Regions from separate parts of the Homo sapiens genome. Here region 1 is linked to region 2. Evidence: chromatin contacts called from ENCODE Hi-C or POLR2A ChIA-PET data. All regions are on one chromosome and are shown on one strand. Each heading gives the region's core, a stretch centred on a gene start or an enhancer-like site at or near the end of the contact. The rest is flanking DNA. Distances are from core to core; before and after follow the strand shown. Region 1 has its middle 44 kb from the start of ZNF823. Region 2 holds the start of ZNF627 (zinc finger protein 627).

Region 1 (4,513 bases), core at 397-2,896, 97 kb after region 2:
AACAAAAGCCCAACAAGAGTTTTGCCCAGGCCTTTCCTGGGCCTTGAAGCATGACAAGATAACGAAGGAATTCCTTTTTTTTTTTTTTTTTTTTTTTTTTGGAGACGGAGTCTTGCTCTGGGACTATAAGTGCATGCCACCATGCCCAGCTAATTTTCGTATTTTTAGTAGAGATGGGGTTTCACCATATTGGCAAGGCTGGCCTTGAATTCCTGACCTCAGGTGATCCACCCAAAGTGCTGGTATTACAGGCGTGAGCCACCGCGCCTGGCCCAGAAAACAGCGTTTTGATTGAATACTATGACTTAAGAAATGTACACAAACACTCGATTCTAATGGGTATTTTTCCCTAGAAGGGTATGGATTAGCAATTCTGAAACTATTTTACATGTTAGAATATATGTTGTTATGTTATCTACAATATATGTTGTAGATAATTAGTGCCTGTTTCTCACTGGAGTTGAAAAAAGTAAAAGAAATAAAGGGACACTGCTAGAATGAACCCAGTGGTGCTAGAAATACAGCACCAGGGAAAAAGAATGTTTAATGTTGCTGTGAACTGAGGAGATGAAATCAGAGTCACAAAATGCAGGGAAAGAGCTTAAAAACCAAGGGATTTTAAGCCCTCGGAGGAGTTAGTTGAGGGAAGAGAGTGGTGGATTAGAAACCCTGATTCCCAAACCTTTGGAAGATGCAGAGGGATACCACTTGCCATTTAGGAATGTGAACTCAAAAGTATCTGAGACATGTTTCAATTTAGAAAGTTTATTGGCTGGGCGTGGTGGCTTACGCCTGTAATCCCAGCACTTTGGGAGGCAGAGGCAGGTGGATCACCTGAGGCCCAGAGTTCGAGACCAGCCTGACCAACAGGGAGAAACCCCGTCTCTACTAAAAATACAAAATTAGCCAGGCGTGGTGGTGCATGCCTGTAATCCCAGCTACTCGGGAGGCTGAGGCAGGAGAATCACTTGAACCCGGGAGGCAGAGGTTGTACCGAGCCAAGATGGCACCACTGCACTCTAGCCTGGGCAAGAAGAGTGAAACTCCATCTCAGAAAAAAAAGTTTATTTTGCCAAGGTTAAGGACACATCCATGATACAGCCTCAGGAGGTCCTGACCACATGTGTCCAAGGTGGTTGGGGTACAGCTTGCTTTTATATTAATACATTTTGGGGAGACATAATACATCAGTCAATACATGTAAGAGGTACATTGGTTCTACTTGGAAAGGAGGGACAACACAAAGTGGGCGGGGGAGGGGTCTGGTTCCCAGGTCACAGGTGGATTTTCCCATAAATGGTTGTGGAGACCAAAGTTTCATAATGCAGATGAAGCCTCCAGGTGGCAGGCTTCAGAGAGAATAGATTGTAAATGCTTCTTATCAGACTTAAGTTCTGTGTTGATGTTAATACTGATAGGCTTTTCCTGGGTTCCAAAAGGGAGGCAAATATAATGGGGCACGTCCAGCTGATACAGTTTGACTGTGTCCCCATCTAAATTGCATCTGGTATTGTAATCCTTTCGATTTAGGCTATTGCGCCACAGAGCCTGCTTGCAGGAATTGTAATCCTATTTGTAATCCCCATATGTTGAGGGAGGGACCTGCTGGGAGGTGATTGGATCATGGGGGTGGTTTCCCCCATGCTGTTCTCCTGATACAGTGTTCTCACGAGATCTGGTTACTGGATAAGTGTCTGGGCTCCTCCCTTCTCTCTCTCCCTCTCCTCCCTTCTCTCTCTCCCTCCTGCCACCCCGTAAGACGTGCCTTGCTTCCCCTTCTGCCATGATTGTAAGTTTCCTAAGGCCATGTGGAACAGTGAGTCAATTAAAAACTTTTTTTAAAAATAAATTACCCAGTCTCAGGTAGTATCTTTCCAGCAGTGTGAGAACAGACGAATACACAGACCACCCTTCCATGATGGCCTGAACAAGTTTTTCAGGTTAATTTTGTAGTGCCTTCGCCGGGAGGAGGGATCTGTTCAAAATGACTGGGGGGCTTAGAATTTTATATTTGGTTTAAAAAAGGAATAAAGGAATAAAGAAGGAACTGGGGACCCCGGACCGTAGCTCCTTCCACGCATGAACCCCGCACACGAGTCGGGATTCCCCCCATGACCCTCCCGTGGCCCCCGCACAATCTGGAGAGACGCGGGGCTGCGGGCGCGGAGCTGCCCAGAGAGGACTCCTGCCCGGGCCCGCAGTCGCCGCGAAGGGACGGGACAGGACGCCCGGGGTCCCGGCTGCCAGCCCAGCCCCACCCTGCGGCCGAGGGGACCGAGGGCCGAGCTCCGCCAGCGGTACTCCGGTCCACAGAGCCCGGAGTCGCTGGCTGGGAGGCCGGGGACCCGCCACGGCCAGTTCCAACCAGCCCCTCCTCCCGTCTCGGGATCCCTGGCCCCTCACGCTCACCATTTTCCGAATTCCTCCGTGTCCCGGGGGCCTCTCTGCGGCTCCCACGACCAGTGCAGGTCCCTGTGTGACAGAGGCTGCCGCAGACTCTCCAGAGTGCCTCTCAGCGACAGAGACAGGAGCCCAGCGAAGTGGCGTGTAGAAGACGCCGCGGGCTTTTTCAATCTCGCACCCTCTTAGCTGAAGTGCGCCTGATTGACAGTTCCCACGACCCCGCCCCACGGCCCTGATTGGATAGTGCGACAGATCCCGCCCCCTGACGACTGAGTTACAGAAGCGATCTCACGCTGGGGAGTGGAGACTGATGAACGAGTTCTTGACACAGCCCTTGGCAGGGCGGGCTTCTTCCCTGCGCTGTGACCTGACCCCTCCCAGGGGACATCTGCATTTAAGCAGGATCCCCCATCTGTACTCAGTGTGACCTTCCTGCTTTTTCCTCCTAGACTGGGGATCACAAGTGTGTGCAGGGAAACCCAGACACATTGTCCAGTGGAGCCATTCCCTGGCCTCGGAGTAGGAGGAGAGCCGAGGCCATACGGGCCACACTGCAACAAGAATAAGGGCTTAGGCTGGGCGTGATAGCTCATAGCCGTAATCCTAACACTTTGGGAGGCCGAGGCCGGTGCATTGCTTGAGCCCAGGAGTTCGAGACCATCCTGGACAACATAGTGAGAGCCTGTCTCTACAAAAAAATACAAAAATTAGCCTGGAATGGTGGCCTGTACCTGTAGTCCTAGCTACTCGGAAGGCTGAGGTGGGAGGATCACTTGAGCCTGGGAGGTCAAGGCTGCAGTGAGTCAAGATCGTGCCACTGCACTCCAGCCTGGGCGACAGAGTGAGACACCATCTCAAAAAAAAAAAAAAAAAAAAAAAAAAAATAAGGGCCCGATGTGTTCCAGGGATCAGGAATTTTGGATAAGTCTGTTGGCTGCATGGCCAAGCCTTTCTCCCACCTTATCTCTCAATCTACTGATTTTCAGCCAAGGAAGTAATAACATGCCAACAACGGAATAAAATCATTAAATGTATGGAAAAAGTGGAATCACATAGTAGCAATATTTTATAAGGAAATCGAAAGACAAGAAAAGCAAACACTCGAACTAGTTGAGATAAGTAGCCTGCTGCACCCACAGTTCACAAACCTGCAGTCAGAAGGTGATACACGTTCCCAAGCTTGTGAGTCAAACTCTGATGAGGCAGGGGCACTTAAAGATTTAACTCTGGGAACTCAACGTGGCCTCCTACTCCTTCTCCAGAGTGTGGAAATGCTCCTTCCTTCAAGACCTTCATTTTCTTTCTTTCTTTTTCTTTTTTTTTTTTTTTTTGAGACGGAGTCTCTCTCTGTCGCCCAGGCTGGAGTGTAGTGGCGTGATCTTGGCTCGCAACCTTCGCCTCCCGGGTTCAAGCGATCCTCCTACCTTAGCCACCCAAGGAGCTGGGACTACAGGCATGTGCTACCACGCCCAGCTAATTTTTTTTTTTGAGACACAGTCTCGCTCTGTTGCCCAGGCTGGAATGCAGTGGCACGATCTCGGCTCACTGCAACCTCCGCCTCCCAGGCTCAAGCAATTCTCCTGCCTCAGCCTCCCGAGTAGCTGGGACTACAGGCGCACGCCGCCATGTCCGGCTAATTTTTTGTATTTTAGTAGAGACGGGATTTCACCGTGTTGCCCAGGCTGGTCGCGAACTCCTGAGCTCAGGCAATTTGCCCACCTTGGCCTCCGAAAGTGATGAGATTACAGGTGTGAGCCACTGCACTCGGCCCACTAATTTTTATATTTTTAGAGAGACGAGGTTTTACCATGTTGGCCAGGCTGGTCTTGAATTCCTGACATCGGGTGATCCACCCACCTCAGCCTCTCAAAATGTTGGGATTACAGGTGTGAACCACCGTGCCGGCCAAGACCTTCCTTTTTGCCAGCAGGAAACTCTCATCTAAAAATCAGTTTAATGCATTGACCTATATAAACTGTCAAATTCATAACTCCTTTTCCAGAAGGCAATCTAATGAGTCTTTAAGTCTGACCTTCACAGATTTTCCTCCTATATACAAATGACAGCCTGCCTCCTGTGACTCTGTGCATGCCCAAGGCAAAGCACTTGA
Region 2 (4,500 bases), core at 684-3,183:
TGCAATGGTGTGATCTTGGCTCACCGCAACCTCCACCTCCCCGATTCAAGCGATTCTCCTGCCTCAGCCTCCCGAGTAGCTGGGATTACAGGCATGTGCCACCAGGCCCGGCTAATTTTGTATTTTTATTTATTTATTTATTTTATTTTATTTATTTATTTATTTTTGAGACGGAATCTCGCTCTCTCTCCCAGTCTGGAGCGCAGTGGCGCCATCTCGGCTCACTACAAGTTCCGCCTCCCAGGTTCACGCCATTCTCCTGCCTCAGCCTCCCGAGTAGCTGGGACTACAGGCGCCCACTGCCACGCCCGGCTAATTTTTTGTATTTTTAGTAGAGATGGGGTTTCACCGTGTTAGCCAGGATGGTCTCGATCTCCAGACCTCGTGATCTGCCCGCCTCGGCCTCCCAAAGTGCTGGGATTACAGGCATGAGCCACGGCGCCTGGCCTAATTTTGTATTTTTAGTAGAGATGGGGTTTCTCCATGTTCCGAACTCCCGACCTCAGGTGATCCGCCTGCCTCGGCCTCCCAAAGTGCTAGATTACAGGCGTGCTCCATCGCACCCAGCCCAACCTGCCTTTTAATACTAATACATTACTTTGGGTCTCATCCCACATCACTTCATCAGAGAGCATCCTTCCTCTCACCTCAGTTATTTCTACTTTTTTTTCCACGTATAGATGTTTTTTCAGGGACCGGAGGGTATGGGAGGAAGCCTTGGCACGCCTCATCCCAAATGCCCGTTTCCCGGAACATCAGGCCCTTCCTCCTCTTCCTGTCCTCCCTGGCCTAGCCTGGGCTCCCTCCCGTTCTGAGGCAAGGCGATTGCTCCATGTCACAGTGAGTGTGGAGTTCCCTGCACATACTGGTGACCTTGTGTCCGGAAGGAATTAGAAGGAAGAGCTCATGGAGTGCCAGAAGAAGACAGTGCCTACTCTGGCAAGCTAGAAGCAAGCTCTGCATTAAATGCAAATATTGGCCGGGCACGGTGGCTCACATTTGTAATCCCAGCACCTGGGGAGGCCTAGGCAGGAGGATCACTTGAGCCCAGGAATTCACGACCAGCCTGGTCAACATAGTGAGACCCCATCTAACCCACCCCACCCCCGTCACACACACAGCACCAACAACAAAATAAAATTAGCAGAGTGTGGTGGGGCGTGACTTTGGTCCCAGCTACTAGGGAGGCTGAGGCAGGAGGATCGTTTGAGCCCGGGAGATTGGGGCTGGAGTGAGCCGAGATCATGCCACTGCAGTCCAGCCTGGGTGACAGAGCAAGACCCTGAAAGAAAAAAAAGAAAGGAGGGAGGGAGGGAGGATGGAAGGAAGGAAGGAAGGAAGGAAGGAAGGAAGGAAGGAAGGAAGGAAACCAAAACAAGGCCACGCGTGGTGGCTCACGCCTGTAATCCCAGCACTTTGGGAGGCTGAGGTGGGCGTATCACTTGAGGTCAGGAGTTAGAGACCAGCCTCGGTAACATGGCGAAACCCCGTCTCTACGAAAAATACAAAAATTAGCCAGGCGTGGTGGCGGGTGCCTGTAATTCAGCTACTCGGGAGGCTGAGGCACGAGAATCGCTTGAACCCGGGAGGCAGAGATTGCAGTGAGCTGAGATCGCGCCACTGCACTCCAGCCTGGGCGACAAAAGCGAAACTCCGTCTCAAAAAAAAAAAAAAAAAAAAACCAAAACAAACCCTCAAATATCCCTCGGGCTGGGTGCAGGGAGGAAACTCGGCCTGAGAGGCGCAGTGGCTAGAACCAGTCAACACTGCTACGCACAGCCACGTTTCCATGGCTTCCTACGTCACTCAGGCCTTAGGGGGCGGGGTATGTCACCCTATCCAATCAGGGGCGCTGGGGCGGGGCCCTGCCAACTGTCCATTCAGATGGGCCCGGGAGAGGAGGGCAGGGCCTGCGCCTCCCTACGGAGCCTTTGTTTCTGGCGACCGTCCCCACCCGGGCTCGCGTCTCCGTTTCTCCGAGAGGCCCAAGGTGTCTCCGCCGCAGCCTCTGTCGCGCCGTGACCTGTACAGGTCGCGGGAGTCGTAGGGAGGACGCCGGGACACCTGGAAGCCGAGAAATGGTGCGTGTGAGGGGTCAGGCGTCCCCAGACCTGGGGGAGGGGCTGGTTGGAACCGGCCGGAACCGGCTGTGGAGGGACCTAGGCCTCCCTGCGGCGACTCCGGGGTCTGGGACCCGAGTTCCCTCGGCCGCAAGGTGGGGCTGGGCCAGGAGCTGGGACCCCGGTCGTCCTGTCCCGTCCCTGCGCGACGCCTGCGGCCCCGCAGCCCCGCGTCTCCCCACATGGTGCGGGGGCCGCGGGAGGGTCATGGGGGTATCCCTCCTCGGATGTGGTTCGTGTTGCAGGAGCTGCGGTCTGTGGCCGCCCCCCACAGTCCCGCCTTTCTCCCGTTAAAAATTTAGAGTTTATTTGAGCAAACAGCGGCTCATCGATGGAGAAGCTCCCGGTCGTGGTTTGTGGCTTGGGGATCCGTTGGAGGGAATGGAAGGAAAGGCTGTAAGGTGCAGGAGGAAGCGAACCAAATTCAGTACTTGGTTGGTGACAGTTATGCAGTCGCCTTATTTGCTCTATCTAGGTGGACATTTTCTGCTTATGTAGTCAGAGGTGGATTGGTGGTTGTGGTTTATTAACCCTAAATTTTATTTCCTTATAAACTGGTAATTTATAAGAATTTCATTTGAGGCTGGAGCGCGGTGGCTCACGCCTGTAATCGCAGCGCTTTTGGAGGCCAAGACAGGAGGATCGCTTGGGCCCAGGAGTTGAAGATCAGCCTCGCAATATAGCGAGACCCCATCTCTGTTAATTTTTTTTAAATGAACATATTCAGACTGAGACCAAAAAACTACTACAAATTTTTAAAATATAAAATCAAATAAAAGAATTTCATTCGACTTAGATTTCTGTTTCCTTGGGTAGGAAACCAGGACACCATAGCCACAGCCCTCTAATTGTCTCCAAATTAATTATTTTAACACTCCCCAGGGGGACAGGGTCCCAAATCCTTGACCTTGTTCCCCTAGCCTGACTCCTCTGGCGCTTGCAAATAATTCTTGATACCACTTCTTTCACCATATTCCCAAAAGGTAACTCCAGTCACGACATTATCAACTCTTTGTCCTTTATTGCACATTTCAAACTAATTAATTTGTATTATTTTTTCAAGGAGCAATCGATTGGTCTTTTAAAAATATTTGCTTTCTGTTTCTGAACATTTCACAGGAGAGGAAAGCAGAGAATACATGTATGAGACCCTGCTGTGAAAAAACCTTTGTGCCTCTTCTCCTTTTCTCTCTCCTAGGCACAGGGATGTTCTCAGAATGTCTTTTGGTTGGCCTGGTGCCATGGCTCATGTCTGTAATCCCAACACTTTGGGAGGCCAAGGCGGGAGGATCACCTGAGGCCAGGAGTTTGAGACCAGCCTGAGCAACATAGTGAGACCCGGACCCTAAAATAAAAAAAACAAAAAACAGTGTCTTTGGGTTGGGGTTCCCCTTTGGAAACTTTAAACTGTGATATGTCTTCAGAGCATCCTCCTTTCCTGGTCCTGGGCTTCAGGGCTGTTTGGGCTGACACAGGATGCCCACAGCAGCCAGATCTGTTGAAGGGTCTGGTATCAGCCTGCTCCCACTGGACAGCCTGAAGTACGGGGTGGGGCCTCTTAGTGGAGGAGCTGGGTGTCCTGGGGTCGGAGGAATCTCTTGATATCCCCTCCCTCTCAAAGCTCACCCCTGGGACACTCAGCTTTTCTTCCCCTAATTCCAGATCCCATTCCTTGGGGGACACATTGGTGTCCAGCCAAATGGATGATGGTATTGAGGGGAAAAACAGATATGATTCTTGCCCTCTGGATTCTTTTAGACTGGTGAAGTGAGAAAACTTATCCCAAGGACAGGAAAACCCATCCCACTGAGGTGATGCAAGAACTTGAAAAGCAAAATGTACTTCAGGCAGATGGAGGCAAAATGCAGTGTCTCTTGGAAGGGTGGTCACTGAGCCCTTCAGTGAGCAGGTTAGGGGGTGGACGATATCCCAGGTGATAGAATGACCTGACTTAGGCCGGGCGCGGTGGCTCACACCTGTAATCCCAGCACTTTGGGAAGCTGAGGTGGGCGGATCACTTGAGGCCATGAGTTCGAGACCAGCCCGGCCAACATGGCGAAACCCTGTCTCTACTAAAAAATACAAAAATTAGCTGGGTGTGGTGGCAGGTGCCTCTAATCTCAGCTACTGGGGAGGCTGAGGCATGAGAATCGCTTTAACGTGGGAGGCAAAGGTTGCAGTGAACCGAGATCACACCACTGCACCCCAGCCTGGGTGACAGAGCGAGACTCTGTCTCAAAAAAAAAGATGTGAAACTTGAGTCAGACGTACCTCTGTTCCAGGTTAGCGCAGCCCCTTCCTGGGTTTGTCCCCTGCAAAAGATTTGTTCACTTATTGCAGTTTCAGTTTTTTTCTTTTTTAAGTAACTATAAATGTATTT

The links. A loop is a pair of places that touch in the nucleus more often than their neighbours do. ChIA-PET counts read pairs that join two places held with the same protein, here RNA polymerase II (POLR2A). Pooled maps may share reads with other maps.
Region 1: a loop to region 2 is called in a map of CD14-positive monocyte, with 2.5 times the contacts of the local background. The contact joins the enhancer-like site here to the promoter of ZNF627 in region 2. A Hi-C loop is called at or near these places in 1 of 168 maps with a recorded cell type or tissue (CD14-positive monocyte), 6 of 37 single-sample maps with no recorded cell type and 10 of 50 pooled maps. POLR2A ChIA-PET finds 5 or more read pairs at or near these places in 8 of 52 experiments (A673, Caco-2, GM10248 and 4 more).

The regions. Positions count from the first base shown.
Region 1 is chr19:11,692,390-11,696,902 of GRCh38, forward strand. No RefSeq gene overlaps it. Among named protein-coding and RNA genes, the nearest start is that of ZNF823, 44 kb to the right of the region's middle. RefSeq lists a cis regulatory region at 1,616-1,760 and silencers at 2,521-2,580, 2,691-2,740. Within about 2 kb of position 1,647, at least 20 of the 41 ENCODE cell types and tissues checked have a DNase peak (open chromatin) inside an H3K27ac peak, as active enhancers do; they include A673 and CD14-positive monocyte, where a contact is called at or near this core.
Region 2 is chr19:11,595,550-11,600,049 of GRCh38, forward strand. It overlaps ZNF627 (zinc finger protein 627), which reads left to right and starts at 1,934. Exons shown (of 4, transcript NM_145295.4): 1 at 1,934-2,081. The coding sequence starts at 2,079. RefSeq lists silencers at 1,719-1,848, 2,189-2,328, 4,295-4,374 and enhancers at 1,873-2,871, 1,959-2,038.